Linked DNA regions of Mus musculus: regions 1, 2, 3, 4 and 5 are each linked to region 6. Evidence: chromatin loops called from intact Hi-C (ENCODE). Cell type or tissue: heart. All regions are shown on one strand.

Region 1 (5,000 bases), 110 kb before region 6:
AGAGCCCCCTTGGACACTGCAGGCCCAGCCTCTCTCCTACCTGACTGTCACTTGGCCCTGATCACAAGGATGCTCATCTTCTGGCCATACTCAGAAAGCCACTTACCTTGCTGGACTACCTACCCTCCTCCTACAGCCAGGTTGAACCCTAACCTGCCCCTTCCTCCCTCACACCCAGGTTTTACTGTACTGTAGCAAACCCCAGCAAAAACAAGGAAAAGGACAGGCTTTCAGTTCCTAGCAGATGTTGTCAGGGGTTGTTGTCTTAGTTTTAGTACTGGGTACCAAACCCCAAGACTTCATCCATGGAAGGCAAACACTCTACCAACTGAACTATATCCCCAGCCCTCAAATCAGATTTTGAAAGGAAGAAAGTTCTCCTGAGAAGGAAAAAGGTTTTGCCAGATGCACTAGGGAGACACCTTGGGGCTTTTACCCCTTTCACAAAGAACTACAGTCAACTTCAGAACACTGAGAGCGGCAGAGGCAGTCTTCCACAGGAGAGGGCACGCCAGCTGGCTATCCAATACCAAGTGGTCAGCCCTGAAAGCATATGTACAAACTACATTATACAGACTGAGCAGGCTATATTTAGGAATATATATGTATATATATATATATATATATATACACACACATATATATACACACATACATACATATATGTGTGTGTATGTATATGTGTATATATTATGTATTCACATATACATATATGCATTATATATGTGTGTATATACATATATGTACATATATACATATGCATGTAACAACAATTAAAAATTTAAAAGGGGGCCAGCAATTTGAAACATCAAGGAGGAGTATATAGGAGACTTCAGAGGGAGGAAAAGAAAAGGGGCTACCAAGTACTTATGACCTCAAAAATAAAAGAAATAATAGCGATATTGTTTAAAAAGGAAAAGCTCTGATGAGGTGTGATCCAACTGTAACCGACCTCCCGTGTGAAGTCATGTTAGGCCCTTTCTAGGATGTTGCCAGCCTCAGCGCTGCCAGCTAAGGGGACCAGACTCAGTGGTTTGTTATTTTGCGACTGATGTGTGTCCTTCAGCCAGACACTAGATACCCACTTGTTCTCATCCCATCAAGGCTTGCTCAGGAGTGTGCAGAAGCTGCGTGCTGCGCTGTGCGTTTTTCCGGACCCCCTCGCCCAAGCCCAGATTCTAGGTATGGCTTAGGTCACCTCCCCGAAATAAAGCTAAACCCTCTCGAGGCTCCTTCAGTGAGCCAGGTGGAGGCTCAAAACAAGTTCTGTGTGTTTCCAGACGGAGTTTGCATTTCCCCAGGGCCATGCCCAGATGGAGCTTATCAAGCTAACTACTCAAACAAATAATAGATCCAGGTAAAAGGGAGCCAGGTGCAGGTAGGCCTGAGCTCAGAGTCCAGAGTGAGGAGTGAGCCAAGCAGTAGGAGACTGGCCACCTGAAGAGAAGGACAAAGTTGAAAAACAGGGGACTTGAGTCCCCACCCTAAAAGTGGATCCAGGAAGAAAGTGGCAACAGGGAGCTTCCCAATTAGGCCTGGACGGAATTCACCAAAAACGCCAGGGTCGCCAGCGTGCTCCGGACCGAGCAAAGGCCCCAGGGTCCGGGAGGCAGCCTGAGATTAAGGCGGCAAAAGGCGCGTCGCCGCTTCGAGTCGCTCCAGGGTGTCCGCGGGCGTCCGGAGAGCTGGGAGCGCACGCCCTCCCCGCGCCCTGGGCGCAGCGCCCCGCAGCGCTTACCTGGCGGGAACCTGGGTCTCAGGGGACTGCTGCCCCGCCGAGGAGTACAGCATGAGGAGGATCCCAGAGCTGGTGGCAACGAGCAACAACATCCGAAAGAGCCAGCGGCGCGGGAGGTCCATGTGAGCCTGGCCGGGGTGCGCCCCGTCTGCCGCCCTGCTCACCGAGCCCCCGGCCGGAGAGGACCGTCCCAGTGGGACCCGCGGAGGCGGCGGCCCTGCTCTGCCCCGCCCTGCCCAGGGCGGGCTGCCGCGCGCCTCCGGGTCCTGCAGCTCCCCCCTGTGTCCTCGCCAGGCCTTAGGTCGCAGCAACTCCAGAGACTGAGCGTCTCTAAGGCCGTCGTGCAGCTGCGGATGGCTGGAGCCGCGAGCGCTGTTCCAGGGCTGTCCCCGGGGGACTTCGATGGCGGCTACCCCTGAGGCTGCTCTCCAACGAGAGCCACACCCCGGATGTACCTATTCCAGAGTCGGGCAGGGATGTACGGTTCTCACCGTCCAGGGCAAGCATGTGCAGTGAAGGGTGGGAAGGGCACGAGGAGACAAGGCTGTCTGCTGCCCTGATTGAGCACTGTGCGCTTAGGGATGTCCACCCCAGGTTTCTGGACCAGAAGCCGGTGGCTGGCAGCTGTGAAACAATCTGGCCGGCTCCCTCACAAGGACCGAGGACTTGATGGGTTAAGGCTCTTGTACCTTATGTACTTGCAGAAGAGTATATTCAAATAATGGAAGGAAACCCCTTAGCTTGGATTTGGGGTTAAAGGTGGAGGGTTCAGGTAGGGAGCCGCCGGCCGTGGGGTGCACTAAGGGGCTTAGGTTGTCATCTGTTTATTTGGTGACTACCCATTGAGATGGAGGACGTCACGCAGGGAGCCCGCGGTGATGGTTGTTACCTCTCTGTTTGGCAACACGCAGAAAAGCCAGGCCTCTCCATGCGCTGCTCAGACTTGGCCTGAGAGGCGGAGAGACTGGGAGAGGTGGAGCATCAACATCGCCCGGGGCTGGGGAAACTGGCCTGCTCTTTGGAAGCAGAGCCCTTTCTGTCTGTGAGCCATCGGTGGTGTGTTCTTCAGTATAGTCTGGGAGAGTGGACCTCGGCTCCCCAAGCTTTAATCTGGTCTGATAGCTGAGAAAATTGGGGTTCACGAATTGGTATCTGCCCAGTGTCAGACCCTGGGTCTGTGGATAAGAGCAGCTTCTTCAGTCTGCGACCCAGTCTTGTGTGGGCCAGGACGGAGTCCCTGGAGTGTAGCCAATCAAATCAATCCTGCCCTTTGTTCCCGAGCTGAAAGTGTCGTGGTGCTAATGGCCACAGCTAAGAATTTGTGCTTTCACGTTTTGTTTTATTCTCCATGTCCATACACTTGTTGATGTGCAGGCACACGTAATTTGTAGAAGATCTCGTTCTCTCCTTCTACCAAGTTTGTCCCAGGAATTGAACTCGGGACCTTGGGCTTTATCTGCTGAGCCATTTTGATGGCCCCTGATTTCCAGTTTTTCCTTTCAATCTTTGCGCTCTTCCTTTGTCAAAATTGCTGTTACTTAACCCTGTACAGTTTCTTCCCTTCCTGGGGATGCTCGCTCTCTCCTCCTCCGTGGGAGTTGCCCCCCATCCATGTTAATGATGTAGGTCTATGTTTTTTTTTTTTTTACAGTGTCCCATAGCAACACTTCCTGGACCAAAGCATCCTCACTCCTCCCATCCAGTCTGTCCTGACACCTCAGGTTTCTCAGGAGCTTATGCTCTCCAGGTCATAATTTGTGCTGCTGTCTCAGCAGCAGCACAAATCCACTTGCGGGCTTGGCTTTCCACCCAACCAAAGTTCTACACAGATTCATGCTTGGATCTGCGCTGCAGCACTCCCTGCCCCCACGTGCCCACTCATTTCAAAACAGAACCGAACCACCAGAAACCCAGCTCCGCTCACTTCTCGCCAGCCATTGCCCAAGTCTTGGTTGGCTTCCGCTCCGGTTCTGCTTCCTAGTGACTCTGGAACATCCTGCCAAGTTCTCTCTTGTCTCTGCCATTCTTTCAACAGGAGTGAGCATCGGGCTGGGGATTTAGCTCAGTTGGTAGCATGCATCCCTCGAACTCATAAAGCTCTATGTCAACCCCCAGTACCACAGTTATGGTAGCATACATCTGTACAGGGAAAGGCAAGAGGATTAGAAGTTCAAGGACATCCTTGCCTACTTAAGAGTATTCAAGGCCAGCCTGGGATACGTGAGACTCCACCCAGTGGTTACTGTTAACTGTTAATGGGATCAGTCTGGAGCAGAGCTTGCCTAGATCCAGGTTGGCTTTTTTTTCCTTTTTCTTTTCTTTCTTTTTTTGAGGCAAGGGCTACACAGGTAGCCCTGGCTTGCCTGGTACTTGCTCTGTAGCCCGGCCTGACCTTGACTTGGTCCACATGAGTTAATGTCTCAGATTAGCTGCTTCGGGTTCCTTGGCTCCCTTCAGTCCTGTACTGCAACCTGGATTGGAAGCCAGGTTTTTTCCTTGGTCTTATTCAGGGTACTTTATCCTAGCAAAGACATGACACTAAGACACCCTGTGTCAAACAGCAATCAAATAAAGACCACAAAGCCCGGGTACAGTGGCACACACCTTTAATCTCAGTGCTGGAAGGCAGAGACCTGCAGATCTCTGAGAGCTAGAGGCCAGTCTGGTCTACATAGTGAGTTCCAAGACAGCCAGGGCTACATAGTGAGACCCTGTCTCAGAAACGAAAGCGCAAACCTGTTTTAACTTGCATGCCCCTCACTACTGAGATGTTTCCCTCTGGTCAGGTGACAGGTTAGCCAGGCACAGGTTCAAGACTCAGGTCAAGAAGACAAGACTCCTGGATGAGAGTGTCATTTACAAAATAGGCAGCATTGGCCTCCTCATGCTGGGTCTCTGAGCCTGCAAGCCCAACGGGATAAGGCAGAGAGGCGAAGGAGCCTGCAAGCCCAACGGGATAAGGCAGAGAGGTGAAGGAGCCTGCAGCACAGACCAAGAACTCTGCACAGAGGGACGCGTGATACTGAATGACCTGCCAGCTGTGAGCACACGTGCATTTGCTGGACAGAGAGAGCCTTATTACCCTCCCCTCAACGGGCCAAAATGTGCCCCTGCTCCAGAGGAAGGCGCCATCTTCATCCTCCTAGGTTGTTTACTGACTAGGCAACTTTGGAACAAAAGGGCGGATGTGTCTGTCCTCAGAGGTGTGACTAATGGTTAAGAACTGTCTTCCCACTGGTTCCTGCTCACACCTGTGGCCTGA
Region 2 (5,000 bases), 140 kb before region 6:
AAGAAGGGAGCATCAATACTGTAAAGACTGCTTTCTTGCTACGGGTTTCAGAAACCACATCTTTCTCAAATCCTGTCAGTGACTTCCCCTGCCCACAAGGCCAGCTGACTAACTCTGAGCCTTGGGTTGATAGCCAGCTTGCCTGTTTCCCACACTTAGCGCTGGACTGTGGTGCTTCACCTGATAGCTGTAGTCTGCACTTGTAGATCTCGTAGAATGGTTATGGGATTCCACTGTACACACGGCTCAGCTGCACCGGATCTCAGCCGCACGGGGCACAAGTGAGATCACAGTAGCATTAGCACTTCATTCTGAGCAGCTCTGACCTTGGCTGCTCATTCAGGGATTCTGATGCGGCCTTTGAGGCTTTTCCAGTTATTTCTGGACTGCCCACACACACAGTCGTACCTCGGGCCTGCTCAGGCACAAGGCCTTTGGAGTTTGCTCCAGCCTCTTGGGCGGCCACTGCCCAGCTGCTGGTGGTACTCTTACTGGCCGTGTGTCTGTGGCTGTTCCACGACGTATAACTGAGTTGTGCAGGGGAAAGTGTGCCCTTCCAGGTGTGAAACCCACACAGAGACCTACAGGCAGAATAGTGGCCTCTCTGCACACTGAGTGGCAATTAGCCTGGAGCCCTGAGACAGCAGGAGATCCCAAAGCCAGACACCAAAAGGCTCCTACAGAGTCTCCTCCTCCACTCTGCCACCGCGTGGCTCAAACCAACAAAGCAGGTGGCCAGCATCCTTGTGTCAATGTTACTTTATTAGCCTCCAACCACCTCTGGAAAGACAGAAAAATGCAGCTGGGGACATCGCTCAATTGGTAAAGCACCTGCTGCCCAAGAAGGGGACACGAGGCCAGATCCCTGGTGCTCACTAAGAAGCCAGGTGAGGGGCTAGAGAGATAGCTCAGTGGCTGAGAGCGTTTGCTCTTCTACGGGGCTCAGGTCCTAGTCACAGAAACCAAATGGCACCTTACAACTGTGACTCTAGTCCCAGGGGTAATCTGACACCCTCTTCTGGCCCCCGTGGGCACCAGGCACACACGTGGTGCACAGACTGTACACGCAGGCGACCCCCACGCCAACACACTGCATAAGTAAACAGAGCAGCAGCAGAAGGTGGGAACAGTGTCTGTTGTCTGAGCTCTGGGAAAGTGGAGACACAGGGGATCCCTGGAGCTCACTGGTCAGTCTGTCTGGCCAATCCACAAGCTCTAGGGTTAGTGAGAGACTTGGACTTCACACCTAAAGTGGAGAGTGACTGAGAAAGGCACCCAAAGTTGATGTCTGACCTCTACATGCACCCACCTACTCTCATACATGTGCACCTGCATACATGTTCATACCCACACGTCAATTTTTAAAGACACAAATCCTCCTCCGCCCTACTTGTCCCCCTGGAAGAAAAGCTCTTATGTAGTAGGTCAACTCGCTCAGCGCATTAGCAACCGAATGATAAAAGCATAAACTCTGCGGGCTGAGATCAAACCAAGTCAGGCACCACTGAGGCTTTAACCAGCCCCTCCCCTCCCCTCTTGACACGTGTCTTCTCATCTGCCAGATGGGATAGTCCCAGGGCTTCATAGATAGCGAGGGTTAAAGAACCTGAGACAGTGAGCAGCCACCTAGCGAATCCAATTCGTCATGTGCTAACTACCATTATTATCTTGTCTGCCGAAGGTCACGTGCCCACGAGTTTCACAAGCGGCTTTGGGCAAATTCTTGAGAATTCCCCCTGCAAGTCTCACATGAAAGAACTTAATGTGCCGAGAGAAAATGCATCCTTCCTGTCAGAACTCAACAAAATAGTCTGTCTTCAAGGGTAAGATAGAAAATTCAAGGGCCTGTGTTCTTGCTGAATACATTATTGATTATCTCCTTGGGACATTCTGTGAGAAAGACACAGCCCAACACTAAGCCCAGCACTATGAGGGAATAAAAAAAATATTAAGAGAGTTCCCTCCCCCCAAAAGGACTCACAATTAAATTAAAGGAGAGAAATATACACGGATATGGTCATTAAGAGTGAGTAACAGATTTCCACATTAAAAAGATGATACAGGCTAAATGCTACAGAGTTCCATTTGAGGAGGACTGGAGGACCGGGCGAGGGTTGTGAATAAAAGGCTCTAGATCTTGTAAATTTAAACTAGCTTGTAAATAGGTATAAGTTCTGGCCCTGCCTTGCCATTTTGTCCTATTTAAAAATGAAGTCAAGATGCCCCATGCAAAATGATACTCTAAACGAACGAGGCAGGATCGAAAGACATGGAAAACACGCCCACGATAGAGGAAGAGGGTCCCTCATTCAGGAATCCTGTCAAGTCTCTTGCCAACAGAGAAACAAGAATTCTGGCATAATTACCAACTGCTGAAGGCCCTTTTGCCCTTCCCAGATATTAAACTACAATTTTTCAGCGACCCTCACCAATTACACCACCCCCACCCCCATGCAACCCCTAGCGACTTGTGCCTACAGTTCCATCCAACGCTTCTCTGGGGCCAGCACACTTATTTCACTTACCAAGATAGCAAGAAAGTGGGGAGGGGGTGTCTCCTAGCAACCTTTTAAGATGTAACTCACGAGCTACTAGAATTATACATGGCTAACACAATCAATTGCAACTCTCCTTGAGCCAGTTCCCACCCTGGGTATGCATTCTTCTTGAGCGCTTCTCTTTCTCCTAATCCTCACACTAAACCCCTCTATTAAAATGGTTTTTATCTCCAACTTATACCGGCTAGTCCTCAGCGCCGATTTCATTGTATCTTCCCTGTGAGAACAGTGCCACAGGCAGGCGAATACCTGGGGCTGCTGCTGCTGCTACTGACGGTCGCCCCTGCAGCTCTCGAGTGCCCCCTGCCGCCGGAACCCGCTCTCGCCCCCATCTTAAAAGCTTCTGCCCATTCCCTGGGACTCTCCCTGGACTTCACTAAGGAACTAAGCCAAGTGACATTTCTCCACCCCAGATAAAAATCTGCAGCACAATTAACGAGCCTCAGTTTCCTCAACGGTCCCTGAACCCTCGAACATTCTCCACCTCCCCAGACTTAGCGGGGGACCGCCGAAGTTCACAGTCCAAGCTCCTTACCCCGAACCCTCTGCTGCCCCTGGTGGCTGCCACCATCTTACCCCTTTCTCTTCACTCAATGTGAGGTGAGACGACCCATTCTTGGCAACGGTAGATTTAGAACTACATTTCCCATCAAACCATTCTCGACATCGCGAGAGTTCCGGCGAGACTTGCGGAGGGGAGGGAAAACGGGAAGACTGCGCGCAAGCGCGATCTCGTCCTTTCCGAGGTCCTCTGCCGCGTGTTTGGAAGTTATGGCCGCGCGGGTCTGTGGTGTTCTCCCTGAAAGGCCTAAGCTTTGGGTGATGGTAAGTTGTGGAAAAGGGAAGATGAGGTTTTTCCTACACATACCGTCGACACGCTTGCTCTCTCCGGAGGTGACGTGTCGACGATCAGCCCTTTCCTTTGCTATTGTGGGCCTTAGGAGGTCTGAGATGCTGTCTAAGGAAATGCTCCCCAGACTGCGAGACGTTTGATGCGGACGGGATGAAGCCCTTTTTGGTCTTCGATCTCCCTTCTCTTGGGGCGGGGAGCGGTCTTCTCTCTGTGACCCAAAGCCAGCCATGTGCTCAGCTCTGTCTTCCCTGGGGTCTCCATTGAGGGTGGTGGCCTTAAGTGAACACGAGTGACTCCTGCTAACTACAGATTGTCATGAACGGGATTGAAAACTGAAAGCCGTTAGCTCTAACGCGGCATAACTTCTCCTTCCCCGAAGGCATTGCCTTTTGGCACTCGGGAGACAAGATGCAGGTTCCGTCTCAGAAGTAATGGCTGGATCCCTGAAAGCCAACGGGCTCGGTGTGGTCCACCCGTCAGAAGGCATAGGTAGATGGTGGGCATCTGCCTCAGACATAGTTCTCAAGTTCAGCCAGAAGAATGCGCGTTGAGCCCTCTGCAGCCCGTGTCGGTAAGGGTTCCAAACAAGTCCAGAAGAGGGTCTGTGCCGGTGTAATTTGGGGCTATAGAGTGTCGTTCTGCAACTCAACGTGGTTGCCAGAACCGGATTTCCAAAAATGAGTTGGGTTGGCACTGGGGGGTTTGGGGGGCCTCTTGCTGGTTGAGCTGAGGATGATTTAAGTTATCCCTGTCTGAAATGACACTTTTGTGAAGAGTCATGGTTTACTGAGGCTCGACGTTTTGAGGTCTGTTTTGAGAATGACCACAGTAAGGTTGCTTCTGTTAGAATGAAGTGGGATCTCTTTATTACTCCTTCAGACGGAGGTGTTGTCTCCAGGAAGCATCATGGAAAGGCGTGGTGGTGCACAAGGGCCTTCAGGATGCCTGCGCCTGGTAAGAGCTTCATAGAGTCGCAGGGGTTGTGGTAGCTGGGAAGGGTTGGTTGTTAGGTTTGGGGTGGGGGTGGGGTTAGAGGTTGTTGGGGATTGATTGTCCAGAGGAGGGCGTGGTCCTCCTTACTCAGCACTCTCACAAGCTGCATTTAACATTGGTGAATACAAAATTGTTCCTCACTCAACTGCTAAGTAAACTGACGTTCAGTGAGTGGGTTCTGTTTCTTTTGTATATGCGTGTGCCACTGCATCTATGTGTCTGGTTGACTTGAGTGAGTTTGGTTTCCCCTTTAGCCACCAAGCTGTTTTTTGGCCTAGAAATTGGGTTAAGTAAAGATTTGGGCCTGCTACCTGGGAGTAGCACAGAGCCTTGTCTTCTGTAACACAGAATCACTGGCTTCCAAACCTGGATATCTCTCAGAACACGTAAAAAGTGTTAAAATACACACATTTCCACCCAGGTCAGTGGATGAGACGGGTATGGAGTGGAATTAAGAGTCCTCGAGGTTTGAGCAGGCATGGAGAAACGGTTTGATGACCATTCTCACAGCAAGACCAGAGCACTGGCTATGTTTAAGCACCTCCTGAGATAGGTTTTTTTAATCCTCAGTCTTAACAGACAGCCATATGCTTTTG
Region 3 (5,000 bases), 160 kb before region 6:
GATGGGTCAGGGGTTGTTGCCCTGTGGTGGGGAGAGAGCTGAGGCTGAAGAGAATCAAACTGTGAAGAATGAGGACTCCAGTGGGATCGGTCAGGTAAGGGTCTCTGTGACTGAGGAGACCACGGGCTTGATTCCAGGCCACAAAAGCCCCTCACCTGGGACTGGAGAAATGGTTCAGTGGTTAAGAGCACTTGCTGTTCTTGCAAAGAACCAGTTTGGTTCCCGCTACTCACCCCTGTCTGTACTCCAGTTCCAGGGTATCTAGCGCCCTCTTTTGGCCTCCTCGGGCCCTGCATGGGACATGGACAACAGGAGGTACCATGTTTGGTTGTTGGTCTTAATGACTTTGCAAAGCTGTTGTGTCTCCAAGAAGAAAACAAACACTTATGCAGGTCTCTCTCTCTCTCACTTTCTTTTTCTTTTTTCCTTCCTTCCTGCCTTCCTGCCTTCCTGCCTTCCTCCCTTCCTCCCTCCCTCTCTCTCTCCCTTCCTTCCTTCCTTCCTTCCTTCCTTCCTTCCTTCCTTCCTTCCTTCCTCTCTCCTTCCCTTCCTCCCTCCCTCCCTTCTTTCCTTCCTTTCTTCCTTCCTCCTGCTCTTTCTAAAAATGCACTTTAGTGGCATCTAAACGTGGGCAGAGTGGATGTACTGAGATTGGGGTACCGAGGAAGAGTGAGGTGTTAGACTGTCCTTTCCTTGAAAACAGAGAAATATGGGCTCTGCTGGACAGCTGTACGGAGGCCCTGGCAGAGAGGCCAGCATATGGGCCAGGTTGCTGGGCACCACTCTCAGTTCTTGGCAAGGTCTGAAGGTGGCAGCCATAGGTGTTGCCAGCTGAGCTCCTGGGCCTCCTTGAAGCTGTTGGTGAAACAGGCACAGGTCACCTTCCCAGGCTGCTGGAAGAGCATGAAGCCAAAGCCACACAGGCAGGCCTGAAGTCTGTTGTTGCTGTCTTCCTAAACTGCCCTTTGACCTGGTTGCATCAAACTGGGCACCTTGGTTAAGGCCCAGCAGAACTTCTACTCTCCCTGCCCTGGGCAGGCCTGGGGCACAGCAGATCCCCTCTTGTTTACAGGCAACGTGCCAATGGAGAACAGCATTGGATTATTTATGTTGGCCAGCCCCTAAGGTGAGGCCGCCTGCCATAGTTGACTTTCTATTGCTCTGATAAACATCATGACCAAATCAACCTGGGGAGGAAAGGGTTTATTTCAATCCTTCATAAACGGAAATCAAGGGCTGGTGAGATGGCTCAGCAGTTAAGAGCACTGACTGTTCTTCTGAAGGTCCTGAGTTCAAATTCCAGCAACCACATGATGGCTCACAACCATCAGTACAGCTAAAGTATACTGATATACATAAAATAAATAAAATAAATATTTAAAAAAATTAAAGCTACCAACAGTTCAATAAAGGGAAGTCAAGGCAGGAACCTGGAGGCAGGAGCTGATGCAGAGGTCGTGGAGTGTGCTGCTTCCTGGCTGGCTCCTCATGGCTTACTCAGTCTGCTTTCTTCTCATTGCTTTTTCTTTGTTTTGTTTTGATAGAGAGTCTCTCTGTGTAGCCCTGTCTGTCTTAGAGCTCACTCTGTAGAACAGGCTGGCCTTGAACTCAGAAATCCACCTGCCTCTGCCTCCCAAGAGCTGGGACTGAAGGCGGATGGCACTGCTCACAGTGGGCGGGGTCCTTCCACACCAATCCCTAATCATGAAAATGTCACCCAGGCTTGCCCACAGGCTCTCCCCAGATGACTCCAGCTTGTGTCAAGTTGACAAAAGCCAACTGCAAAGTTTCCTGTTTGGTTTTTTGAGACAGGGTCTTACTGTAGCCTAGGCTGCTTTTGCGTTTAAAGTGGTCCCCTTTTGTCAGCCTCCCCGAGTGCTGCATAGGCTTCCGTGTTCTCCCCCACCCTCGCCATCCCCTCTCCCCAGCTTCTCTCATTTCTTTTGTTGTGTATAGGACAGAGGGCAACCTCAGATATAGTCTCTCTGGAGTCACCCACTTCTGTTATGAGACACAGTCTTCCTCCAGGGACCTGGGGCTCATCAGTTAAGCAAGGCTGGTCAGCAAGCCCCAGGGATCTGCCTGCGTTTCTAAGCAAGGGTCACCACAGCCCTTTTTTGTTTGTTTGTTTGTTTGTTTTTGTTTTTTCTGCATCTTCTGCTTTTTATTGCATTGTGTTGAGATTCCTGTGCTTGAGGAAAGCTCTTGGAGTCTGCATCATCTCAGGTCCCAGTAAGGCTGCCTCCCTTATGGTGTAATGTGGAGCCAGGAAGCTGGCGGGCTAGAGATGGATGCTTTCTTGGATGAAGTTCCTGGATAGTGCCAGCAGGGGTCGCTGTGGAGCTGTACTGGGGGCCTCTTTGTCAGGGAAGAGGTGGCAGTCTCCTTGTGATGCTCCCCGCTCGCTCGATGCCCACACCCCCCGTGGCTCTCAGCTTGATCTCGCCAGGGGGAGCTGACCCAGTTGCTCTGCCTCTCACTAAGAAGGCTGACTACTTGTAGAACACAGGACAAAAGCCCAGGCATCGTCCCTGCACAGGCCTAAAACCAGGAGTCGCCTGCACCCCCCCCCCCCTATTCCTTCAGCATCCCCGGTCCGTGGGGGGTGATGGTGCACGTCCTCTCTAGAAGGTAGGGATCAGGGAGAGTTCTCAATAGCAGGTTCCAGGATAGCTCCAGATTTCCACCCACGCCATTCTCAAGACTTGTGTGGGGAGGCCTTTTCGGAGATGACGCTCTATCTTGACCTGCTGACACTCCACCAACCAGCTCTGGCTGGACCTCAGGGATCAGGAGGCTCAGAGGCTCCCGGCCTTTTCTTGTTGCCATGGTACACCCCCCACCCTTCTCCATCTCCTCCCAGTGTCTCTCACGGGATTCCTGCTCAGCGGCTCAGTTTGTCCTCGGCTCTCCTGGTTCTCAGAGTCTGGCCAGCCCGCCCCGTTCCGAACACCTTTCTTGCACCCCGCCCCCATGCTCCTCCCACTGTCTTGCAAGGCCGACTTTTGCTTAAAGGAATTAACATTGTGTCTTGCTTTGTAGTCCTTCTTCCTCGGCCTCTCCAGTGTTGGGAGCATCACCACACCGGGCTTCCTATTTTCAAATGGAAGCTCTGAAAGATTTGCTCTCTTGCCCAGAGTCACACAGCAGCGCCGCCGACTGAGTGTGAACTCGGAGGCCACCAGTCTGGCATGCTCTCTCTCTGGAAAGGCCTGGCCTGCGCTGCCCTCTCAGCACCCTGCATCCTCCTCCGGTTCCCGGCTCACTCTTGGCCCGTGTGTTTGTGTTGCTTTCTAAGACTGCTATTTATTTATTCTTTGGATTTCCAGCGAGTTCTCTGCTGTGCCAGGCGCCCAGGAGATGAAGAGAGGAGCGGCCTACATTCAAGTGCAGGAACTGGGAGACAAGACTTTTCCCCTTGTTAGCTGAGTCCTCTCAGACAGCCTGAAGCCCTCCCAAGGGGCAGAAGCGGTTTCCGGTTCTCCTGTACCCCTCCCTATGGTGACCTCCTTGGTTTCTCCTCAGAGACTTGATGCTGCTGTTGTGACCATTGCTATGGGGGGATGGACAGGCCTTGCTCAGCGGGGCTTGGGAAGAGTTTCTGGGCTGAGAGCTTAGGGTTGAAGGTTAATTCCAGCAGGGCTCCTTTTCTGCTGTACCCAAGGGCTGATCCCGGAAGCATCGGGGCCTATTCAGCATCTCGAGTGAAATGTCTGTGCGCAGGCCTAGAAGGTTGAGGTTTAATTTTTGGCTATGTCACTAGTGTACACGACCAGGGCCCGTCTGCATGGACAGCTGGACAGTACTCCCACCCCACCCCTTTTTGAGGCAGGGGCTTATCATGTAGCCCAGGCTGTCCTCTGACTTGTAATCCTCCATTCCCCGTCTGGTGGGTGCTCAGATGACACATGTGTGCTACCAAGCCCAGCTCTGACAACACTCCCTTTATCCCACACTGACCCTGTCCTTGCCAGATTTCCTGGACAAAATCCAAAAGGCACTGATTTATTTATTTATCTATTTATTTATTTATTTATTTCTGGAGATTAAACCTAGGGCCTGGGTATGGCCAGGCCAATGTTCTTGCCCTGAGCTGGACCCTCAGCTTTCTTTATTTTTTATTTTGAGATAAGGACTTACTAAGTGGCTCAGGCTGGCTTTAAACTTGTGACTTACCCCCACCCCCACCCCCACCCCGCCTCAACCTCCCAAGAAAGCTCTAAACCAGATAGTCCTAGCTTCTCTGAAGTTTTAGTAAGACAGACCCATCCCTTGCTCCTATAAAATCCAACTTCTGCCCTTTTTTTCTTAGCCTCTGAGCAATCGACAGTCCAACTCAGAGTGCCCCACCCAGGAGCAGCTAGAGCCAGCACAAGGGAAGGGGTTCCCTCAATGGAACTGTTTTCAATGAAACCACCCTTAGCTAGAACTGCTGAGGGGAGAGAGGGGTGACGGCAGGTCCAGGAGGAAAAGATCAAGCAGAGGCCAGAGACAGGAAGAACAGACCTGGTTTAATGACACAGCTGGATCTGGTTACAAACATCAGAAACTACAAAAGACAGGCAGTTACAGGAAGGCTGTGCGAGGGTGGGACCAGAGGGGACGCAGGCACGGTAGCCACAGCAGTAAGACATCTTCCAGGACAGTACACGTGACCAAGGGGTACACACGGGGTTCCCAGCAATGTTAAGGAGACTATGTGGAGAGGGTGAGCAGGTGGCCCCAGAGGAGGGCAGGAGAGAGAGGCCCTGGTCTGCTGAGGGGTGTGAGGACAGCCCCCGTCCTGTGGCCTGGCTGCTGTCTGAAGTGAGCAGGTGAGGCTGACATTCTAGGGCTCCACACTGAGGCTGCCCCTCACCCCCACCCCCATATACCGGACACATACACTGGCCAACATCCCATTGGGATCTCCTGAACTCTTGGTGTGTGCCCTGATCCTTGCCCTTTCCAGGACAAGCCAGTCAGGCAAACCCTTGGGGAGGGGAGGGGAGGGGAGGAGA
Region 4 (5,000 bases), 53 kb before region 6:
CCACCTGCTTGTGAGTTTCCATCTCATGATGCTGTCTTACACACGTTGATTGTGGTTTTTGAGTTCAAAACCTGCTCCCCCAGAAGAGTAAGGGTTGCAGTGGCAGCAGCTGCATCTGTGTTGTATCCCTGACTGCTCAGTTTGCTGTTCAAATCAACAAAGTTTCTCTGGTTAAAGAACAACAACAACAACAACAACTTGGTGTGTTCCTGTTGTTGGATTTTCACCAGACTCTCCGCACCATCGCACACCAACATTTTGGGGGTTTGTCCAGGATCCAGAGCCCTGATACAGAAGTGCAATTTTTTGAATTGGCAACTTCAGGGGAAACACTGGAGGTGAGTCTGGTTTTGATGGGGGAGGGGGGTGTCTCGTTTGTCTGTTTCTTCTATCAGTCCCTTTGTCACATTTAGACATTCTGTGTTTGTTAGTGTCTGGTCTTACATTCATTTCTCTGTTCACTGTCTGTGTCTTCTTGGTCCTGGATTCTAAGACAGAACAGAAGCAATTCGCCACCCAGTCCTCTCTTGAGCTTCTTCATCATTTTAAGGAATTTTAGAAGAAACTTCTCCATCTGGTAATAAAGTCTACCCTGACAATCTTGTGACATTCTGTCATCTCAAACGGCCCACCTTCAGGATAGACTGGTGCCCAGGGGGTACTTTCAATTTAACTGTGGTTTACTGCACACAGGCTGTCAACTTTGCATGATAAGGACATTCTGGCCAAGGCTCCTACTTCAAGGCTTGGTGATGTCTTGTGGAAGAGCTACTTGAATGGCTCAACTCTCTCTTGCTGGAGTCGAGCAGCGCCTCTTAAGTCCTCCCCCTCAGACCCAAGTCTCAGAGGGATGAGAGGGAGATTCCTGGTCTCCCCTCCATGGACAAGGACACACCTCCTCACTAACATTGTCCCCTCCATTGCCCAACCTTTCACACGACTCATGGATCTCTTCCTACTTCTGCTATCCCTGTCGTGGAGCTCCACCTCTAACTCCTTCTTCCCAAGTCCCCATTACACCAGGACCGGTTCCAGATATTGAAGAGATCTTAGTGAGGAAGACCACTTCTGGCAGAGTCCCCACCTTAACTCTATGTAAGGTGTGGACACTCCCCATGGCCCCGAGATGAGGACCCTCCCATGGGCCCCGAGATGAGGACCCTTTCATGGTTTAAAACAGCCTCTTGACCTCTATCCTCAAAGAATCTGAATCCTTCTTTTTCAGAGAAACTCCAGGGTTTAACTTTTCTCTTGGAGACTATACCCATCAGCCAACTTGGGATGACTGTCAACAACTCCTGAGATGTTCTTTTCCTCACAGGCCTGGGAATGCATCTTCTGGGAAGCCAGGAAATTGCTTCCTAGTGACAACAGTCACCCTTCATATGCCCAGATTGGAACCCTAATGAGGCAGCAGGTAAGCAGCCCTTTAAGGTCTTTCACCAGACTCTTGGGAGTACTACAAGCAGCTGTCTGCTGGCCTACAAATTTGCCAAAAGTTAGTCAGGTTATTCAGGAACCCAAGAAGTGTCCTTTGGACTGTGATCTCCCTGGAATGCCTCACGGAAGCCTGGTGGACTTATATCCTGATAGATCCCAAAGCATAAGGAAACAGGAGGGCCATGAATACTGCCTTTTTGGCCCAGTCTGCTCCTGATAATATTGATTTTATGGCCCATTCTGACCTTGATAATACTGCCTTTATGGCCCAGTCTGCCCCTGATATCTGAAAGAAACTTCAAAGACTGGAGCACTTTGGAGGAGAAAACTTGTCTAAGTTGGCTGAGGTTGTGGCTAGAGTCTTTAATAACAGGGACACCCCAGATGAATGGCAGATGAAACACATGGCTCAAGCTATGTTGGCTGGGAACTAGAGGGTCCATTCCTAGGTTCAGATTTAAAAGGGAACAGGCCGTTGATAATGGCAAGAGAAGGCTGCCACTGGCCACCTGCAAGAAAAACCAATGAGTCTACTGCAAAGAATTAGGACACGGGAAGGAAGAATGACTCAGCTCTAGCGAGATCAAGGTCCCAGGATTGGACAAGGACCAAGTAGGTCATGGCTCAATCTCTTCCCTCCCTTAGCCCATGGTAACCTTGAAAGTGGAGGAAAAACCAATGGACTTTCTGGTAGGCATGGAAGCCAACTGAAGGAACCAAAGTGACTCCTAGCCACGAGATGCAGCCTGGTGCTAAACAATACCCCCAGTACAAGGAAATGCCATGTCAACCTCGAAAAAGGTACTGTTTCACACTCCTTTCTAGTTATCCCTGAATGCCCCAACACCCTCTTGGAAAGAGACTCGTTACACATACTTTGGGCTCAGATTGCCTTTAATGATGAGATCATTAAAAACAGGATGGGCAACCGAGTTGAGACGTGAGCTACCCTTCCCTTAGCTGAGGAATATCCTGACACCTCCAATCCCACTCCCCCGTGTCAGTCTGCCCTCCCTGATATGATAACCTATTGGACTATTTGCTAGACAGGTTCCCCAGGGGCTGAGGCAAAGCCAATCCTCGTAGACTTGCCAGCAACAGGTCTCAGTCCTCATTCAACACAAGGCTTTGGTAGAGCCTATATGGGGGTGCCAGTACCCTATGAGCCTGGAAGCCTGACAAAGAATCATAATTCATATAGACAGACTGAGAGAACTGGGACTCCTATAGGTCCCTGCAGGAACACTCCACTGTTTCCTGTATGGAAACCAGGGACAAAAGATGCCTGGCCAGTCCAAGACTTAAGGGATGTCAACAAGTGTGGAAGACATTCACCCCACAGTCCCTAACTCATATACATTGTTGAATATGCTATCATTGTCTGACATATACACATTGTCTTGGTCTTAAGAGATGCTTATTTCATTATACCTCTGGCCCTAAAAAGCCAACCCCTGTTTGCCTTTGAATGGATTGATCTGGGCAAGGGCTTCAGCAGACAATGGACATGGATCTGGCTACTGTAGGGTTTCAGAACCTTTTCTACCATCTTTGATAAGGCTCTCTATGTAGCTCTGAATGAGTGCCACCTGATGTTTCCCCAGATGATGTTACTCCAATATGCAGATGACCTCATCAGGGCAGCCAGCCAACATGGACACGTGCACAATGGCCACTCAAGAGCTCCTAGGACCTCTCCAATGCCTGAGATACTTGATGGATGTGCACCAAGAAGGCCCAACTCTGCAACCGGAATGCCACATACTTGGGATTCCATGAAGGGAGGAAGTCCTAGTTTATGTCATGTGAACAGGAAATCTTGGGTTGGCGAGATGGCTCAACGGCTAAGAACACTTATTGCTCTTCTGAAGGCCCTGAGTTCAAATCCCAGCAATCACATGGTGGCTCACAACCACCTATAATGAGATCTGATGCCCTCTTCTGGTGTGTCTGAACTCAGCTACAGGGTACTTATGTTTAATAATAAATAAATCTTTGAGCCAGAGTGAGCAAGTTTGACCAGAGCGAGCGGGGCCGAGTGGAGCTAGTAAAGGTCCTAAAATTTCGATTCCGAACAACCACATGAAGGCCCACAACCATCTGTACAGCTACAGTGTACTCACATAAAATAAAGAAATCTTTAAAAAAAAAAAAGCAATCTTGAGAATTCCCAACCTATCAACAAAAAGGCAAATCAGGGAGTTTTGAGGGGTCAGCAGGATACTGTAAGCTCTGGATTCCTGGATTGGCTGAATTAGGCAGACCCTTTATTTGATGTCACCCTGAGGCCTAATAATACCTTTCAATGGACTGAGGTTGAAGATAATGGCCTTCAAACAGATTAAACAAGCCCTGCTTTCTGTGCTAGGTGTATCACTTTCTGACATTAGAAAGTTTTTACACTGGTTTGTGGATGAGAGGAGGAGGACCCCTAAGAGGTTGTCACTCAAACACTTGGCCATAGCAGTGCCAGGTGCCTACCTTTGAAAAGAATTAGACCCTGTGGCTATCAGCTGGCCTGCCTGCCTGAGAATTATTGCAGCCATAGCCTTATTGACAGAAGACTCAAATAAATTGACTTTTGGACAGAACTTGATCACTACCACTCCTCCTGTGGGAAAGACCCCACTCATGAGCCCCCTGTGACCACTGCATGACTGGTGCACAGCAGACTCAGCATCAGGCCCTCCTCTTGAACCAACCAAACATAACTTCTGACCAGTGGGCTACCTTCAACCTTGCTGCTCTGTTGTCTGACGCCAAGGGGAGCCCCTCTATGATTGACACTAGCCCTCAAGCCTGCCAGAGATCTGCTGAATATGGCATTTAAGATATTTATACTTACCGTGGCAGACAGAGGTCCAGGTCCTAGAAGTGACCCCCAACGTCTACGGGAAAATAATAAACAGAACCACAAACTCCCACTAAAGTGTAACCGACTGCTTCCTATTTGGCCACAAGCTCAAGAATTTGAATTTCCTTCGGTCATCTTCTAAGTATAGACTTAATGATGCTTCTCAATGGGCTGAAACATCTCTGTTCAATCTATGTACCTGGCTCTCTGCAGAGGGAAAGAAAACGTTCATGATTTCTAACACAAAGCTATAGTTTTTGCTTAGACTCAAAGGTGGGAGTCTACTCCTGCTCTTTTACAGACGCCTGTTCGCTACTTTTTCTACGATGTAGATTCCGGTACGATGGCATTGCCAATGTATCTCCTTTTGGAAAGGAAAAATTCATGTAAGATTCAGGGTGTCAAAGAAGTCATAAAACTTGGACCCACCTGTCTCAGGTCAAATGGATCCCAGTTATCTACAACCTGAGTCTCCTGAGAATGGGGTTTGCCCTGGTCTTGGGATGCCTCTCCTTCCCCAATTTCAAGGCAAATTTTATGTCTTTCCTAGTCTATGTTTGTCTCAGAAGATTTTCACTTGCTCACAGACTCCATCCCGGGTCACCTATGCACTGCAAACTGCTGAACCCTAGACTTGCTGAAAGCTTATACAAACCAGCCCAACCTATGTGATTGCTCCCTGTCTCTTCAGCTTGGCCAGCTCAAG
Region 5 (5,000 bases), 250 kb before region 6:
AGAGTCCCTGGAGCTATAGTTACAGGCAACTGTAAGCCACATGACATCAACACTGGGAACAAAACTTGGGTCCTCAGCTCTCCAGTCCTCACAGGAAAGGCTTTAATGGGCCTAAGCATATATGTCTGGAGAGCAGGAGCCACCAGCCACACCAGTGAAGGTCAAGACGGGAGGTGTGGCCAGGCTTCAATCTCAGAGCAATAAATCTCCATCTCTCCGTATTCCCCAGGGGTGTATCCACGACCAGGTCTTTCATTTACATGGGAGCAGGAGCACCCAGCACCAGCCAGGCCTCACCCACTGAAGCTTGATAAACTGTCTGCCCTCACTGCATCCCTGGAAGAGGAATGAGTGGAGACACAGACAGTTTGCAGTGGACCCTGTTTTTGCTCCTCTGCTCCAACCCGACAGAGCTAGGCCACATAGAGACAGGCCAGGACTCCAGCCACTTCCTGAAGGGGACACTATGCCAGGCTAGCATGCAAGATCAGAAAGCAGCCAGGGATGGTGGTGTGCAGCTGTCATCTCAGCACTCAGGAGTTGGGGACAAGAGATTATGAGTTGGGGGTTAGGGTATGCTGCTATACAGAGAGACTGTGTCTAAAAACAAAACAGAAAAGTAAACGAGAGGGAAACGTTAAGGAACTAGCTGAGACTGCATCCCTTGCAGCTATGTGACCCAGGAGGAGAGGGAACTAGAAGGCCAGGCTGAGTCAGTGAGCAGAGCTGGTTCCAGGCAACCCTTTGTGGAAGAACCCACCTACCTCGGCCCACAGCAGCATCACTGGCTGTACAAACACCACACTTGCTATTTCCAGGCTAATAAGAAGAAAGCGCCAGGGCATGCTGGCATCCCAAGGTAACAACTGGTGAACACACACCAGAGCTAACGAAAATGGCTTCTGAGGGGTGCCATCATTGTTTAGGCGAATCACTAAGGCTTCAAAGACCCATCTTTGCACCTCCACTTCTTCTAGAACATGGCAGCAGTAAGTACTTCAGGACAGGGAGCAGAACAAAAGCACCAACTGAAAAGTGCTCAGAATACCTGGAAGCAAGATCTGTCTATTTCTCAGGGAGAGTGAGACAAAACCACAGGAGGCAAAATAACAGGGAAAAGTGGGATTCCAGGCACGGGGGGAGCACACAAGAACCGAGTTTTGCTGAGGACACAGCACTGCCACTCCTGAGTGGGTACCAGCACACATCCTAGAAACCAGAAGTCTCCCTGTGGACAGGACAGTCCTGGGCTGGATGCACTCTTGCAGGTGCAACCCCAGAGCTTATGTTCCAATCTTCAGGCGCCCTGGGGGCCACCTGCCTGGCACCTCTTCTTGCCACAGGCCATGCTTTTGCTTTACCACATGAGTAGTCTGTTTGAGGAGTACATCCTACAGAACCCCAAGCAAGTCAGCATGGCCCTCAGGGCCCAGAGCACCATGGCAGGCTTTTGAGGAGCTAACAGCTCAGCTAGAGAAGCCAGATGCTCGTGAAAACACAAAGGCTGGAATGAGATGCAGAAATTAACAAGGTTGTATCATGACTTCAGTGCATTATTAAATTGGAAGGATTTTAAGTCTATCAGGGAGAGTCATGAGTAAACGCCACAATGAATTGTGTAGTATTAACAACCTTCTAGCTTATGTGGTTAACATTCTCTACCTACCTCCTTTTATGTGCTGGGATGTTCCAATCCTAGTGATGGCTTATGGCTAGAGGCTGAGTCTGAGCACATCAGAATGTGTGGATGTGTGTCTGTCTTCAGAGGTTACTGCTAAGACCCCTCAACAGTATTACAAAAAGCTCTTGGCCACAGGAAGAAACAGCAACACTCAAGCCCAGGACAGGAAACAGGCGCTATCTCAGGCCCGGCAGTAGCTGGAGGGAAGAGAACAAGTAGGGCTTTGCAGCTGGGCACGTCAAGGGGAGGTCTGGTCCCACTCAGAGATAGGAGGTGCAGGGCTGGGCTGAGCCACAATGAAGTAAGCCTCGGAGCCAGGTCCAGCCCAGAGACAACACAGCAGGCTGTGGTACCCTGGAGGAACAGGTACAACACAGACCCTTGGTACAAGGGCACCAAGACCAGGACAAAAGATGATGCTTCCTGCACAATTACACACGAAGCTTCCTTTCCCTGGGAGTGCAGACCTTTAGAGGGTCTCATGAGCTCTGATCTCATTAGCGCATCATAACCGTGACAGAAGATACAGGTCCTGAGAGCTCGGGCCGGTTTCAAGATGCTGCATTTTACATTAAGCAACCACAAGATGGCGCATAGCTGGCTACATGCTGTTGCGCTGCTTTTGAAGGGCAACTAGCTGGTGGAAGCAGAGGAGACCCCTTCAAATGAGAATGGAATTTGGTAATGAATTCTGACTGGCATCAGCGAGGTCATGGAGCAGTGAAAACCAGAGGTGGCCAAAGGAGCTCTGGGGGGAAGGGGCTGTTTAGGGTGGCTGCTAATCAGAATCCCAGTAAGTGCTTTAAAGATTGTTCTAGGGCAGGAGATGGCTCAGTGGTTAGGACCACTGGCTGCTCTTCCAGAGTCCCAGGGTTTAGTTCCCAGCAACCATATGGTAACTGATAGGAGCCTGTAACTCCAGCCCCACTGGATCCAACACCTCCTTCTAGCCTCTCCCAGACATACACATGGTGCAAGCCACCAATACACATGTAGTGTATTGTATATAGTGGCACATGCCTTCAATCCCAGCATTTGGGAGGCAGAGCCAGAGGTTGAGGTCATCCTGGTCTACATATATAAAGTTCCTAGCCAGCTAAGGCTACACAGCGAGACCCTGTTTCAGAAAAGAAAAAAAGAAAACTGACAGAAACAAGAAAGAAAAAATTTCTAATTAAACTAGAGTTCTGATTTTTTCACTTCAAACCTACTGAATGAATATGTGGATGAAGACAGCAATGTTCACGTAGTCCCTCAACCCCACCCCCAAGGCCTGGAGACCAAACCCAGAGCATCATGGGTGCCACACTCCACCGCTGACATACAAATCAGGAATCCATTCCCTTCTTGTTTCTTTCTTCAAGCCTCACCACACAGCCCAGAGACACCTGACCTTGATTCATGGTCTTCCTACCTCAGGCTCCTGAGTGCTGTGATCACAGGGGTGTGCTATCACACTCCACTGGGACATTTGTTTTTAACAGACTGGCCTATAGGTCAAGGTGTTAAAACAAGGTGGCTTAAAATAATGAACACCATGCCCTACCCAGAACTCCCTGACAACCCCTTCTGTGGCTCAGCCTGGGAAAGATGCACTGGCTGCCAAGCTCTCAAAGCCTCAGCTTTGGGAGACTGCTCAGGTGGGCCAGTACTAGGGGGATGGGAAGTGCTGAGAATGACAGATACAGAGGCAAGAACTGTTGCCATGGAAGCAAAGATCAGATTCTGCCAGTGCCAAGAAGACACTGTTTGGCCACTCAAGACTTCCAGGGGGAAGGGCTTCCTGCACAAGAGGGCAATTTTAGAGGTAGGTTCCTGGTCATGAGTAAACCGTGGCCCTGGTGGGAGGATGTGGTCTCAATCACTGGGGCAGCCCTAGGTACCTCCTTGCAGGTGTTCCTCCTGCTTGGTCCCTCATCTGTATAATATGGTCTTTCGGCAGCATCAAGCCACCACCCTTCCTGAAAGGCTGAAGCAAGGAGCTCCACCCAAGCAGGACAGTGACTTGCTGTGGCCAGGCTCCCCAAAGCTGGGAAATGACAGCTAATCAATCAATAGCCACTCTACAAAGCGCACTATCCTGCCTCGCTAGGCAGACTCGCCTGAGAAAGGAGTCACTCAGCACTGCTATTTTTAAAACTGCAAATCTGGTAAGAAAAGGCAGTACAAACGATCCATGAAAGCCTTGGTCCGAGGCTGTGGGGGCAGAGGCAGGTCCTTCCCACTGAAACATGAGGCGTTCACCCTCCTATGGCAGACTCGGTTCCTGAATGCTCTGTTTTAGATCATTCCTGGTGGCCAAAGACTACACTAGAACTTTCCAGTGACGTGCAGATGAGCACTCACACACAGGCAGGGAGAGGTCTCATGACCTAGCAGAACGACTGTGAAACAGCACTGTCCACTCACAGCCCTGCAGCCTGTTGACTCTTTTCCCCAGGGAAGCAAAAGCCTGGGAAAGTCGTAGAAAGGCACAGGTGAGCTGTAAGACCTCAGGGATGAGAGGCGGCTGTGACAGTCCCAACAGTCTCTAAGGCCTGGCACACACCATGCTGTCACCTTGCCCATGGACAGGCTGGCCCTACTGAGCTGGCAGAGGTACCACAATGACCTCTAACCTTGTGTCTTCCTCCCCACTGGGATTTGGTCAGAACGGGAAAAGCACCTCCTAAACCAGAGCTTCGCAACCTGTGGGTCAGGGCCACTTATCAGATAGTGACATCATGCTTCTTTTTCTTCTTTAAATGAGCTTACCACTGCATACATACACTGTATCCTGGTCACACTCACATCTCCCCTAACTCATCCCAGATCCATCCCTACCCTCTTCCAAGTTCCAACAGTTCATCCCGCCCTCCTCAAACTATTTGACCCCAGTTTGTGTTGCCCATAAATTCTTGAGTGTGGGGCCATTCATTGGAGATGGTTGACCTGCCCTTAAGATAAACCAACTCTCCATCCCTGCCTCCCAGTAGCCACCGACTGTCCATAACTTGTCTAGGACCTGGGCTGTGAGCACCCCTGCTTCCATTCTGGCTTCATCTTGTGTACTTCTTGTACAGGTAACCAGAGGTGGTGCAGATTCATGAATGCAGAAAGCATGCCTGGAAGGTATTGCTTCTTCCAGACCTCTGGCTGTTATGAACTTTCTGTGATCTTTCTGTTCCCAGTGAAGGTGTAATGTGTCCTACTGAAGGGTATTTGGTCACAACTTAGGGTAAACAGAAGTCAGTTAACCTGCTCCAGAAATGGCCAAGGGCAGCCCACATCTTAATTCTTAACTGGCAAAATGCAGTAGCAATGGAATAATTTTATGGTT
Region 6 (5,000 bases):
CTCAAACTTGCAGAGATCACCTGCCTCTGCCTCTGCTTCTGCCTCTGGAGTGCCGGGATCAAAGGCAGGTGCCAGCATGCTAGTGTGCCAGGCTCTTGTGCTTTCAATGACATTCCTTCTGCTGTGAGTTCTCACCTCCACCCTCCACCCTCCACTCAATCAATGGTTTTCTGTCCACAGTGGCTTCTAGCAGTTGGATTAACAGATGTCCCGATTCCTACCCTCCTTTCTCTGGACAAACTAGGTCTGTCATCAGTTCTGCTGTAAACGGAAGAGGGGCCATGTAGGCTGCACTCTGAACCCTACTATGTGAAGAATGGGTATGGTGAACAGAGAGGATGCCCCCCCAGAGCCGTGGATGAAATCACTGTCAGGTGCATGGTTAGCACAGTCCCTTAATGAATGTCCGTAAGGTTTTGGCAGCCATGATGGCTGTGTATTTATAATAATAATAATAATTGTTATTATTATTATTATTACCATTATTAATTTTTAGAGTTCATTTTGGAGGCAGGGTTGTTGAGACAGGGTCTAACTATGTAGACTTTGCTAGCCTGGAATTCGCTACGTAAAATCTGCCTGCAGATACTGCGATCACAGCTGATGCTACCAGTACCCCCTACTTATAGGGCCATGGCATTTATTTATTTATCCTTATTTTTATGTGTATGGGAGTTTCACCTACACGCATGTATATGTATCATGTGTTTGCCTGGGGCCCTCGGAGGTCAGAAGAGGGAACTGGATCCCCTGAGGCTAGAATTACGGATGGCTGTGAATCATCATCTGGATGCTGGGAACTGAGCCCATCTCCTCTGCAAGAACAAATGCTCTGGGCCCAAGAGCCATGTCTCCAGCCCTGGGATGTGTATTTTCAATCAGGTGTGCATAGGGCTCCATACTCTGCTGGGATTGTCCAAGACATCAAAATGAGGGAAGGCTTAAACTTATGCCCATTGTTTCTAAAGATTTAAAAAAAAAAAAGAAAAGAAAGAAAAAAAGCAAACTGAAGAAACACACGGTAACCAAGGTTCTCTACTCGATGTTTATTGGCCTGAACACAGGCTGAACACAGGGAGCCAAGCCGCCAGCAGTGCCAGGGCCTTGCTGCCCACAAGCCATGCTCAGGTTCCACACAAGCCTAGCTAACCATATCCAGAGGAAATCGCTATTCTATGTGGAGGAGATCCCAGCATAGGCAGGGACTTGGCTATTGCTGTTTAGGGACAGTTGAGTGTGACTGTTGGTCATGTGGCTCTGTGTCTAGCTAAGGCAGTGTGTGTGTGTGCACAGTTTGTGTGTGTACAGCTGCTTTGTCGTCTGTTCAGCCCTAAGCCCGGAACCCGAGTTATCAGGGAGGAGACCGTCGGGAATACACGGCTTAGGAGTTGATGCTGGACATTTTCCAGGCTTCTGTTAAATAGGAAGTCTTCTTAAAAAAAAAACAAAAAAAAACAAAAAAAAACTAGTGCTTTAGAAAAAAACGTTTTCACCAACAAGTCTATGACTTCCAAGTCATTTGGTATAAATACTATCAAATATAAAATTCTAAAAAAACCTAACCTGGGAACGGTGAGTGAGTATCTGCTGAGGTTCTAAGCCATCTAGAAAAAAAAAAAACTTAGAAAATGCACGGCCCAGAAGTCTCCTGGAGGCTAATACTGTCATTGCTTCTGCACGCAGAAGTGGAGACTGGGCTGAGCCGGTAAGAACACTACTGGGAAGGCTTCTTAGTATTGAGAGGGTTGGACCCGAGACTCCTGTGGTGGGGGTGGGAGCACAAAACGGAGGCCCTATTAAAGCTAATGCCTGACATGAGTCATTCCGGCCTGAGAGGAAAGTGCCCCAGCCCCACATGTGTGTGTGTGTGTGTGTGTGTGTGTGTGTGTGTGAGTGTGTGTGTGTGAGTGTGTGTGTGTGAGTGTGTGTGTGTGTGTGAGTGTGTGTGAGTGTGTGTGTGTGTGTGTGTGTGTGTGTGTGTGTGTGTGTGAGTGTGTGTGTGTGTGTGTGTGTGTGTGTGTGTGTGAGTGTGGGTGACCACCCGTGAGTACCAGTGGACTTCACTTCCTTTGTCTATTACTTCTCAAATCTGGTGGTTTGGCTTCAGTGAGAACAAAAACACAGAGGGATTGTGGGAACAGGGTGTGGGGGGGGGGCACAAAGGCTGTGGGGAGCAAACATGGCTGGTAAGAAAAGCTCAAAGCCTGAGCCCATACTGCTGGCAAGCTTCCTCCTCTGAGGAGGACAGAGACAAGGCCATGCCCAGGATCTTGCTAGCCCAGGGACGCACCCCAGCCTGCATTGGCTCCTCGGGGGGGGGGGGGTGTTTTTGTTTTTTTTTTAAATCTCTCAAGCTTTTAGGATGTCAAAAGGAAGGAAAGCTTTCAGGAAGAGGCTAAGGACACCTTCATTATTCTTCAGTTCTGTAAAGAGAAACAGGGAGAGAGAGATCATGTATTTTGTTCAGTCGATTTCAGAAGCAGCACAGGACAGGAGGGTGGGCACAGGGACGAGAAGGAAGATGTTTGGAATTGCAGAGGCCATGGTAGGCTCTGCTGCTTTCTTAGACCAGCAGTTTGCTCCTCATATGTTGCAGGGACACAGCTCTGTTAGTCCCCCCCCACAGCCAAAGCCAGCTGTCCCTCTGCCACTTTCAGCTTCTGAGAAACAGAGACGATGTTCAGTGAGCTTGCTAAGCCTTGGCTGTGTGGTCACACTGATGGAATTCCTATTGCCTTAGATAATTTTTTTTTTTTTTTTTTTTTTTTTGCTTCCTGCTGCCTGGGTCTTCGTCTGCTGTGAGGGCTCTGAACCTAACCCTGCAGGTTCCCCAGAAGGGCCAAAAGCCTGGCCAACTCTCTGACTCTCTGAAGGCCCGAGGTCTGATTGTGTGCCTTTGGCGCCCTCTCCTGGAAGCTGGAGTTATTGCATGCTTTCAGCCGTTATGCAGGAAGAGCCTGAACTCTTAAGGTAAGGCTGGGGGTGGGGGTCCCCACTTTTCTAACTGCCCTAACATGTCATACAAAACCCTCTTCTTGGGTCCTGTCTATTTCCATGAGTGAAAAGATAACAGACCTACAGACAGTCAGGCACAGCAGTGAGGGGCCTGGCCCGGGCTGGCAGCACAAGCTTAGTGTACAAGCTGGGTTCCTCTCTCTCTCTGGGACCAGCAGGTGGGATATCCTGCTAAAAAGCAAAGCCAGCCAGGCTTCTTGGCCTGGGAGAGCAAAAGTCTGCCATCCAATGAGCCCAGGCACACTGAGGGAAGCTTCGGAGAGCGGCAGGGTCAGAGCCAATGTGGGGAGCAGGGGAGGAGTGTGCGTGCCCACCCAGAGGGAATTTAAAAAGGTTAGCGTGCAGAGCAGCAGAGATTTAAGCGGTTACTGCCTTCTCACTTCCCAGGCTCTGGACAGGAGTTTTGTCTGAGCAGATCCAGGGGCAGAAAGTCTCAGTTGGGATGGTAGGAGAACCCATTTGGGGCATCCAGCTTGCTCAGTGCTGCTCCCTGAGGAGTGTGATCAAGCCTGAGGAGAACAGAGCAGAGCGCTGCCGCAGAGCTGGGCCCTAGGCGCAGCTGCGGTGGCCCAGCTAATGATTCAAAGTGAGAGGGAGAGAGTGCACCATTTACCTGCTAACAAGGTGCTTGCTTGCCTGTTTATCAGCCTAGAAGCAGAAAGAGGCATTGTGCTGGTAGGGACAGGTCTGACGGGCAGCCTGCCAGCTTGAGAGAGTGGTTCATTAGTTTGATGGTAATGTAGATGAACGGTTTCATTATTATTATTATTATCAATTACATTTGTATTTGTTTTGTGTGCATGTGGAACTTGGGGGACAATCCATACCACTTGGTTCTCCCCTTTTATCGAACTAGTCTGAGGCTCAGACTCAGGGCGGCAGGCCTGAGCAGGGTTGGCAGCAGGCACCTTTGTTCTCTGAGCTAGCAAATACACTGGTGCTATTTTTCAGGGGACAGTTCTAGAGCCGTTCCCCAAATCCCGTTGGGTCCAGATCTGTCATGTAGCTATCGTTTTTCTAAAAGCCAGAGACAGAAGGGTGAAGCCAACCTGAGCAGCCTCTGCAACCCCCAGCATCAGATGTGGCACAGAGGTGTGGTCAGGGGATGCCCCTCCGGCTGGGCCTGCGTGCAGGGCTGGGAGGGAGCAAGCAGATGTCAGGTGAGATGGGCGTGGGAGAGCCACAGGAAGCATGCTGGGTTGGGGCAATGGAATGAAATGAACTCAGGCCCTGCTGGGACCTCAACCAGTCCCTCCTGCACACAGTGAGGACTTCTCTGTGCAGAGGGCGAGTCAGGGACTCCTTCTTCACTCGGAGCAGCTCCTTGGCACACTCTGCAGCTCACAGAACAGCCTTGAGTGTCAACAGCAGAGCGAGTCATGGGTGGTCTAGAGACTCCCAAAGACTTGGAGAAGAAGGTCCTCAGGCAGTGGGGAGTCTGCTGTCTTTGTAAATGACATAGAAGCGACTTTGCCTTTTCATTTCTTGGCCTCAGCTCTGACAGGGGACAGTGGCAGACCCCAAACTCGAGATCTAACTGCTTTCCTGTATGACAGCCCCTCAAGGCCTACAGTGCATTAACCTGAGTGGATAGAATGGGGCCATGGTGCTGCCAAGCTCCCATCCCCAGGGGTCTTTAGGATGGCAGGGTGTCCTGCCCTCTCTCTCCTCTCCAGCCAGGGCTGGATCTGTGGCAACACCTCAGCTCTGACGCTGGAGTTCCAAAACAGCCTCAGAAAAATGACCCTGTCTGCCCTCTGGATTAACACCAGCATGGGGTGGACCACAGGAGGCCCTAGCCTTGGTCTGCAGGCCCAGCTCTGAAGATCAACAGCCCTGCACCATGGGAGGGAGTGCAGGCCTTCTCGGGGTTTCTGTCCTGCATTGTACAGCCAACTGCCTCTCCTCTGGGTGAGACAAAGCCACATCGGGCACCTCACAAGATGTATGCACATCCCCATAGCAGCCCGGGGCTCAGGGAGGAT

Evidence for each region. Hi-C counts contacts between places; a loop is a spot of excess contacts. Peaks named below come from ENCODE experiments on the same cell type or tissue, not always from the same donor. Only the 100,000 strongest peaks of a DNase experiment are listed, where the experiment ranks them.
Region 1: it touches region 6 in a loop (2.5-fold over the local background); 10 of 42 quality-filtered maps call a loop at or near these places.
Region 2: a loop joins it to region 6, with 3 times the contacts of the local background. A loop is called at or near these places in 14 of 42 quality-filtered maps.
Region 3: it touches region 6 in a loop (8-fold over the local background); 39 of 42 quality-filtered maps call a loop at or near these places.
Region 4: it touches region 6 in a loop (2.0-fold over the local background); 3 of 42 quality-filtered maps call a loop at or near these places.
Region 5: it touches region 6 in a loop (2.2-fold over the local background); 3 of 42 quality-filtered maps call a loop at or near these places.

The regions. Positions count from the first base shown.
Region 1 is chr11:116,692,699-116,697,698 of GRCm38, forward strand. St6galnac2 (ST6 (alpha-N-acetyl-neuraminyl-2,3-beta-galactosyl-1,3)-N-acetylgalactosaminide alpha-2,6-sialyltransferase 2) reads right to left here and starts at 1,962. Exons shown (of 9, transcript NM_009180.3): 1 at 1,739-1,962. The coding sequence starts at 1,860. In heart, a CTCF peak has its summit at 2,031 (motif pointing left); DNase peaks (open chromatin) are centred at 2,063 and 2,813; H3K4me3 peaks cover 1,455 bases; H3K27ac peaks cover 724 bases; H3K27me3 peaks cover 4,650 bases.
Region 2 is chr11:116,668,374-116,673,373 of GRCm38, forward strand. It overlaps Prcd (photoreceptor disc component), which reads left to right. Exons shown (of 5, transcript NM_001163318.1): 5 at 1-16. It overlaps Snhg16 (small nucleolar RNA host gene 16), which reads left to right and starts at 3,287. Exons shown (of 5, transcript NR_027821.1): 1 at 3,287-3,383; 2 at 3,791-3,982; 3 at 4,291-4,365. It overlaps Snord1c (small nucleolar RNA, C/D box 1C), which reads left to right and starts at 4,132; the gene lies at 4,132-4,209. In heart, CTCF peaks have their summits at 716 and 2,961; DNase peaks (open chromatin) are centred at 208, 3,218 and 3,868; H3K4me3 peaks cover 2,451 bases; H3K27ac peaks cover 2,778 bases; H3K27me3 peaks cover 602 bases.
Region 3 is chr11:116,641,105-116,646,104 of GRCm38, forward strand. Cygb (cytoglobin) reads right to left here. Exons shown (of 4, transcript NM_030206.4): 4 at 4,491-5,000. Among named protein-coding and RNA genes, the nearest start is that of Cygb, 11 kb to the right of the region's middle. In heart, CTCF peaks have their summits at 269 (motif pointing left) and 2,321 (motif pointing right); DNase peaks (open chromatin) are centred at 2,387, 2,857, 3,637, 4,807 and 3 weaker places; H3K4me3 peaks cover 1,019 bases; H3K27ac peaks cover 1,549 bases.
Region 4 is chr11:116,752,249-116,757,248 of GRCm38, forward strand. BC018473 (cDNA sequence BC018473) reads left to right here. Exons shown (of 4, transcript NR_003364.1): 1 at 1-338; 2 at 1,322-1,417; 3 at 2,086-2,241; 4 at 3,045-5,000. Among named protein-coding and RNA genes, the nearest start is that of BC018473, 2.6 kb to the left of the region's middle. In heart, no CTCF peak of the experiment used is centred here; a DNase peak (open chromatin) is centred at 3,083.
Region 5 is chr11:116,552,415-116,557,414 of GRCm38, forward strand. The region is part of intron 1 of Ube2o (ubiquitin-conjugating enzyme E2O); the gene reads right to left. Among named protein-coding and RNA genes, the nearest start is that of Sphk1, 22 kb to the left of the region's middle. In heart, a CTCF peak has its summit at 2,261 (motif pointing right); a DNase peak (open chromatin) is centred at 4,107; H3K4me3 peaks cover 991 bases; H3K27ac peaks cover 2,614 bases.
Region 6 is chr11:116,805,546-116,810,545 of GRCm38, forward strand. The region is part of intron 3 of Mxra7 (matrix-remodelling associated 7); the gene reads right to left. Among named protein-coding and RNA genes, the nearest start is that of Mxra7, 20 kb to the right of the region's middle. In heart, CTCF peaks have their summits at 1,665 and 2,917 (motif pointing left); DNase peaks (open chromatin) are centred at 786, 1,316, 1,776, 2,846 and 2 weaker places; H3K27ac peaks cover 1,398 bases; H3K27me3 peaks cover 954 bases.